Regions from separate parts of the Homo sapiens genome. Here region 2 is linked to region 1. The links are chromatin contacts, found by Hi-C or POLR2A ChIA-PET in ENCODE. All regions are on one chromosome and are shown on one strand. The core of a region is the stretch at or near the end of the contact, and the rest is flanking DNA. Distances in the headings are between cores, read along the strand shown. Region 1 overlaps ELMO1 (engulfment and cell motility 1). Region 2 has its middle 44 kb from the start of ELMO1.

Region 1 (3,466 bases), core at 116-2,615:
AGCCTAGGAAGTGTTCCCAGCCCTTAGTGAAAACATAGGCCCTCATACATGGAGACAAGATTTGGGAGAAAAGGCCCAAAGCTCTAAAACACTAGTACACCTTCTTAATGTAGAATTAGAGCTAGAAGGGGCTGCCCCACCAGAAAAGCAAAGGAGCCTATGCTAGCAGTGACTGGTTGCCTTGAAGTGGGAATAAAGGGTCCTGAATTCACTCTGCGAACCCAGGGCAATAGCAAGTGTATTTGCTGTCCTTTCCAACGCCTGCTGACTCACGGCAGCTTTGCTCTACTCTCCGGGGATAAGGCTAAAGAAAACGCCACAAGTTTGCTCTGGGTGTGGTACCATCATTACTTCATTATTCACAGGTGATTTCCTATTCCAGTTCTCAACATTGTTTTCTTCCTAATTTTCAATTATGATTGTTTAATTGCACAAGGTCCATTATTGTCATACATTTTCTCAAAGCCTTTGTAGGATATAAAATAAGTTTTTAAGTTACTATTGCTATCTTAGGTACCTTCTAGAATCCTCTGACTCACTTTTATATGGTTTCTTCCTTTTCTACTTTCACAAGGGTTTTGAAAGGGCTTACAATACAAATGCACTAAGTCAATGAGCCTAAGGAAAGAAGTTGGAGCAGAAAATAAACATTAGGGAGGGAAGGAGGGAGGTACAGGCATACCCCAAACCGGAGCCCAGCCTCAGTGACGGGCATTTAACTTAGCACGAAGCTTTCCGGGAATCCCTAGAACGATCATTTAGAATGTCATTACCTCAATCAGCTTTATTAGAGTTATGGGCTCTTAGTTGCATAGTTGAAAAATAAGAATGCCTCTGTTTTTCCAATAGTGGCTCACTGTGTTTCCCTTAGCTCCCTGGATGGGGTTAAATCGGGCAAATTTCCCCAGTGAGATGACTTGCTGTGGCTCCATACCCCTCACATTCCCCTTAAGTCAGAGTCCATGCCTGCTAACATAATAGCCTGACATACTGCCCAGAGTCCTTGACGGTACTATTTTTAGCAACAGGGCCATGTGGCACACAGTCTAGAGTGACTGTATCTCACTCCATCCAATTTTCTTTTCAACTGGACCAACTTTAATTAAAAGGGGCGAACACATCCCCAGATCAGACAGATTCCCACTTTGGACTGTAGAACCCAAGGAAGTGACATTTTTAAGAAACTCCTTTGGAATCCTGGAATGAAAGGCATCGGAGGTAGGTTATTGAAATGACTGATCTCCACCTGTCCCTGCCTCTCCTGCCAAAGGAGGATGGGACGTGGACAGTCTGCAGGCACAGCAGAGGTAGCCTGAGCTGGGAACAGGAACAGCAAAGCTGACAGCTGTGCTTTTCTGCACCAAGCACCCTGGGAAAAATCAACACTTGGGCAGCCCTGCTGCCATCTGTGGCGTTTCTGCAGCAGACAGGTTATTTATAGAAACTTGTTTGTGCAAAGCCAATATTTACCTGTCGGGGCTGTCAAAATTTACATTTCATCTGTGCCATTAGCCTGCTGTTTCCCTGTCAATAAAGGAAATTTCCATCACTAGAAAGGGAGACTGGGGGCAGCTATGAGGACTACAGTCCCCTCCCAGTAAGTGAGAGAATGAGTGGTATTCATGGTTACAGGGTAAGTGCATCTGTTGCCCAAGTGGCCACTGGACCCTCATGCTATGCTATGAAGACAAAGAGTTGTCAAGACCCAAAACTGGAATTCTCCCAACTGCTTCTTTGTAATTTAATCTTCAAAGCCACCCTTAGTTAAAATGAGAATGGCATGTTCCGCAACCACCTCTGTGTTTGTGTTGCTCCGTGCCTTCCAAAGGACTATTGTTATCTGTGGTAAGGATGAGGGGTTGGGGGCTCTCCCTAAAAACCCACTTTCTTCTAAAACCATCAAGATCCTCCATTTTTCACTGAAAATAGTCATCTCTTCTACTTCTCTGATTATCCTCTTCAGTCTTTTGGGAGTTCATCTTCTCCTGCCTGTCTCTTAAATGCAGATGCACAGTCCTGGTCCCTTCTTCTCTTCTCACTCCCCACCTTCTTCCTCGGTGAGATCATCTATTCAAATGACTTAACAGTTTTATCTAATTCTTGTGACTCCAATTTCTCCAGCCCATCTCACTCACCTTTCCTCTATAGGCTCTTCAGCAAAATTTAAAAATAATCACAATGAATTAATTTATTTTTTAATTGTCAATTTATCTTTTTGTTATTTTTTAAAAATTATTTTAGATTTGGGGGTACACGTGCAGGTTTGCTACATGGATATACTGCACAATGCTGAGGTTTGGACTTCTATTGAACCCGTCACCCAAATAGTGAGCACAGTACCCAATAGGTAGTTTTTCCAACCTTGCCCTGCTCCCTCTCTGCTTTGGGAGTCCCCAGTGTCTACTGTTTCCACTCTTATGTCCCTGTGTACCCAATGTTTAGCTCTCACTTATAAGGGTGAACATGCGGTATTTGATTTTGTTTCTGTATTAATTCACTTTCTAGCTTTGAGCAGGACAGTATCTCCATTTGGATGTGCCCAAAGCACTTCACATCTAGTTCATCCACTGAGCTCATCTCTCCCATATTCCTGGTGTGCTCTTATTCTCACATTCTCTATCTCAATTGCAGGTACTATTGCCCACCAATAAATCATCCCCAGTTTCTCATTTTCCAACTCACTCTCCATCACAACCTATCAACCACCCAAACCTGTTGATCCCACATCTTAAACACGTACTGACCACATTCCCAATCTGGGCCATGACGTTGATCAGGTGTTTATCTCCTGCTTGGATCAGGCGTTGGCCTCCTAATCTTTTCAGTCCAAAGAGTTTTCTTTCCAAAGCACAGATCTGATCATGTCTTTCCTTAGCCTAAAATATTTCTGTGGTCTTCAATAACCTTGGGTCAAAGTCTGAACTCCACAGCAATTTATACGAGGCCCTTCCTAAGCTGACCTGGCTCACCTCACCTGCTGCATTTCTTGCTCCTTTCCTCCTCAAACTCTGACCAGTGACCTAGAAGCATCCTTCTCTCTTCTGGCCTCCACCCAAGAGGCCACTCCCTCTGCCTGGAATGTCCCATCACCTCCCCACAACCACCTAGGCCCTGAGGATTCTTTTCCTGGCTGACTCTCTTTCCTCCTTCAGGATGTAGCCCAGGTTTATTTAACTGAATAATATGGCAAAATTAATGAAGGTCGAGTTCAAGTGACATAAGCTAGGCAAACACTTGTCTATCATAGACACAGTCAAGTGAGTTATTGTGCGTTCTTTGACTTATTATCCCCAACTCCTATGTCGGTTCCTAGCATGCAGAAGATGCTCAATAAGTGTAGTTTGAATAGATAAGTGGTGAAAAACATAACTAGGATCAAGAGGTACTTGATTTTATATAAAATATTTATCTTAGAGAAGTTTATAAGTACTTAAGAGGACAAACACTTGGTTCTTAAAATCATTTA
Region 2 (3,376 bases), core at 61-2,560, 550 kb after region 1:
GCCTGGCCATAAGACATGAAAAAAAAAAAAAAGAAAAGAAAGAAAAGAAAAAAAGATAGTTGCTGTCGGCTACTCTTACAGTTATCAAACAATGCTGGTAGACCTTAATCCACAAACTGTAGCAACACTAGAAGGTGATGTGACAATACTTAATCAAAAGCCTTAAAAATATTCAAGTCTATTTCTAGGAAACTGTTAAGAAAGTTTCCTAGAAAATCACTAACATTATATGCTTAAATATTATATATAAAGATGGCCATAAAGATAAATTTCAAATAATGTAAATGTTCAACAATAGATAAATTGATTATTGGGCATATCTATAGCAGAACACAACATGGCTATTAAAATTATGTTTATTTGTTTTTGACATGGAGTTTCACTCTTGTCGCCCAGGCTGGAGTGCAATGGCGCTATCTTGGCATACTGCAACCTCCGCTTCCCAGGTTCATGCAGTTCTCCTGCCTCAGCCTCAGCCTCCTAAGTAGCTGGGATTACAGGTGCACGCCACCACGCCCAGCACAGTAGTAGATGTGGTTTCCCCATGTTGGCCAAGCTGGTCTTGAACTCCTGACCTAAGGTAATCTGCCCGCCTTGACCTCCTAAAGTGCTGGGATTACAGGCGTGATCCACCATGCCCGGCCTAAAATTATGTTTTTTTTTTTAAAGAAGTTTTAATTGACATGGTGTACGTTTAAGAAACATCATTAAATTTAAAAAGCAAAATATGAAATTATATGTATATCATTTCAATATGTGAACATAGATATAATTTAAAGCCAAAAAAATAGAAAAAACTGGAAAACCACAACATTTTAATAGCTGTTATTTCTGGGGAGTGAGATTATGAGGATTTTAAAAAATATACTTCCTTTGTCTATTTTTTTCTACAATGAACCTGTCTTACTTTTTCTACAATTAAGATGAAATATGAATTCAGAAAAGATTTGAGAAGGCATAGTGTAACTTGTCATTTGTTCCTCATACACTGTGACGTGTTTTCCAAGATGTAGGAGAGAAAACAAGAGTAAAGAAATCTGTAGGGGACACAAATAAAAACATCTTTATATCATGATTTTGAGAGGTGACAAAGTGCTAGCAGCCCTCGCTCGCTATCGGCGCCTCCTTGGCCTCAGCCTCAGCTCTGGCCACACTCAGCCCTGCAGCCCGCCACTGCGCTGTCGGGGGTCCCTCTCTGGGGCTGGCCAAGGCTCCCTCTGCTGGCCGGGAGGTGTGGAGGGAGAGGCGCGGGCCGGAGCCAGAGCCAGAGCTAGAGCCAGGGCTGCGCGCGGCGCTCGCCTGCTGGCGCGGGTTCCGGGGGGCGCCTGCTGGGCTTGATTGGAGACAATCCCGTGCGTGGACCGCCGTTCCCTCTTCGCGGGAATGTTGGCCAGGATAGCAGGTCTCCTTCTCTTTCTCGCTTCTCCTCTTTTCCTCTTGATTCTCTGGGACAAGCTCCGTCTGGGCTCCGGGAGTGCCCGGGCTAGGTGCTGCAAAGTCTCACAAGTAGTGCCAGTGAGAGGTGAAGCCAGCTGTGCTTCTGGGATGGGTGGGGACTTGGAGAACTTTTGTGTCTAGCTACAGGTTTGTAAATGCTCCCATCAGCACTCTGTGAAAATGGACCAATCAGCTCCCAGTAAGCCAATCAGCTCTCTGTAAAATGGACCAATCGGCAGAATGTGGGTGGGGCCAAATAAGGGAATAAAGTCAGGTCACGGAGCCAGCAGCGGCAACCCGCTGGGGTCTCCGTTTCAGGCTGTGGAAGCTTTGTTGTTTCAGTCTTTGCAATAAATCTTGCTGCTGTTCACCCTTTGGGTTTGTGCGGCTTTTATGAGCTGTAACACTCCCCGAGAAGGTCTGCAGTTCCACTCCTGAAGCCAGCGAGACTGGGAACCCACTGGGAGGGAGGAACAACTCCAGACGGGAGACACGAACAACTCTGGACGCGCCATCTTTATGAACCGTAAAAGTCACTGCGAGGGTCTGCGGCTTCATTCTTGAAGTCAGCGAGACCAAGAACCCACCAATTCCGGACACGATCTGACTTATCCTTGTATGTGCTAAACTCAGTCTCTACCCACAAGTGGATTTGTAACTGGTTAATCTGTCCATTGGGAATGTTTACTGTGGGCCTACCATGTACCAGGGACTACACCATGCTAGGAAGACCTGCATAGAGTTTACAGCTGGTGAGTATTTTGTAATTACAGATCAAAGTCTTGAGAAATGAGCTCATGCCTTCCTGGGTGTAACATTTGTAATCTACTGTAGCCAGTCTTCAATTAAAAATATTAAATGCTGTTTTTGTTCATTAGAAGGAATGTTTAAAACCAAAAGGAAAAAGCAATACTTTTCAATGTGTGTGAGATGTTGGCATGGTTAGACGTGGCTGGAGGAAATATTTAGCATAGGTCCTAAATGTTTGAGAACCCAGCGTTGCCAGCTGTGCTGCAGGTCACAGAGAATGCCATTGTTTGTTCTTGGAAACTGTTGCTTTTGTTCACCAACTCCCCCAACTTTGCCCAAGAGAACAGTCGAGCAGTTACAGCTCTCCTATACTGTTCCTTAGTAAAGTACCACTAGCCCTCTTTTGTTAGCATTTTTTCCATTTAATGACCTTGATAAAGATAATTAAGTGATAAAAATAACTCAAGGAAAACAGATTCAAGTAAAGCCTTTTCCCAAAGGAAAATAATGAGCGCCCCTTCGTCACCTTGCCTCATAATAAGCGCACACTCACATGTATATATGTTTATATGCGTATGTGTTTATATGTATCCATATATACACACGTGATAATGCAGGTATGCTTTTTGATAGATGAAAGCCCTGAAGCACATTTAGACATTTTTGTTAAAGAAAATATGCTAGTAGCACATGAAAAATAAAATACATAAGAGTTACATAAGTTGAGGGGCCACACAAAGCTTTTCCATAAATGTTGTGATTCTAGCCACAAGTAAAAATAGATTAGAAAGATTTGTTTGAAACAACAGCTCAACTACCCACGATTCGACCACCTGCAGTTTCACCTGTTGGGAGAACAACCAGGAGCAAGAAAATAAAACACAGAACCAGACTAGCCAGACTAGACACAGGGCAAGGTATGCACCGCTGTCGTCATGGAGCAGGCCCTTGCGTAACGGGCCCCGCTCTCCCACTTGGGCTACGCACGTTCCTAACTAACAAAACACGACGCTCATCCTTCCAAGGCCTCTGCAGATTAGAAACAGAAGGAGCCCTCCCTGCTGCCTTGGTGTGTTGGTAGCAACACAAAGTAACAATGGAAAGTAAGGGGGAAAAATAAGAAAACCGTAACACGTAGAGGCAATACTTCCCAGAGCAGAGTTGCCTGGGTTCATGTACTCTAGGTACA

What was found. A loop is a pair of places that touch in the nucleus more often than their neighbours do. ChIA-PET counts read pairs that join two places held with the same protein, here RNA polymerase II (POLR2A). Pooled maps may share reads with other maps.
Region 2: a map with no recorded cell type shows a loop between it and region 1 (2.1-fold over the local background). The contact joins two enhancer-like sites. A Hi-C loop is called at or near these places in 1 of 37 single-sample maps with no recorded cell type and 1 of 50 pooled maps. POLR2A ChIA-PET finds 5 or more read pairs at or near these places in 1 of 52 experiments (T-cell).

The regions. Positions count from the first base shown.
Region 1 is chr7:36,944,751-36,948,216 of GRCh38, forward strand. All of the region lies in intron 16 of ELMO1 (engulfment and cell motility 1), which reads right to left. Among named protein-coding and RNA genes, the nearest start is that of MIR1200, 27 kb to the left of the region's middle. Within about 2 kb of position 1,366, at least 6 of the 41 ENCODE cell types and tissues checked have a DNase peak (open chromatin) inside an H3K27ac peak, as active enhancers do.
Region 2 is chr7:37,490,853-37,494,228 of GRCh38, forward strand. No RefSeq gene overlaps it. Among named protein-coding and RNA genes, the nearest start is that of ELMO1, 44 kb to the left of the region's middle. Within about 2 kb of position 1,311, at least 2 of the 41 ENCODE cell types and tissues checked have a DNase peak (open chromatin) inside an H3K27ac peak, as active enhancers do.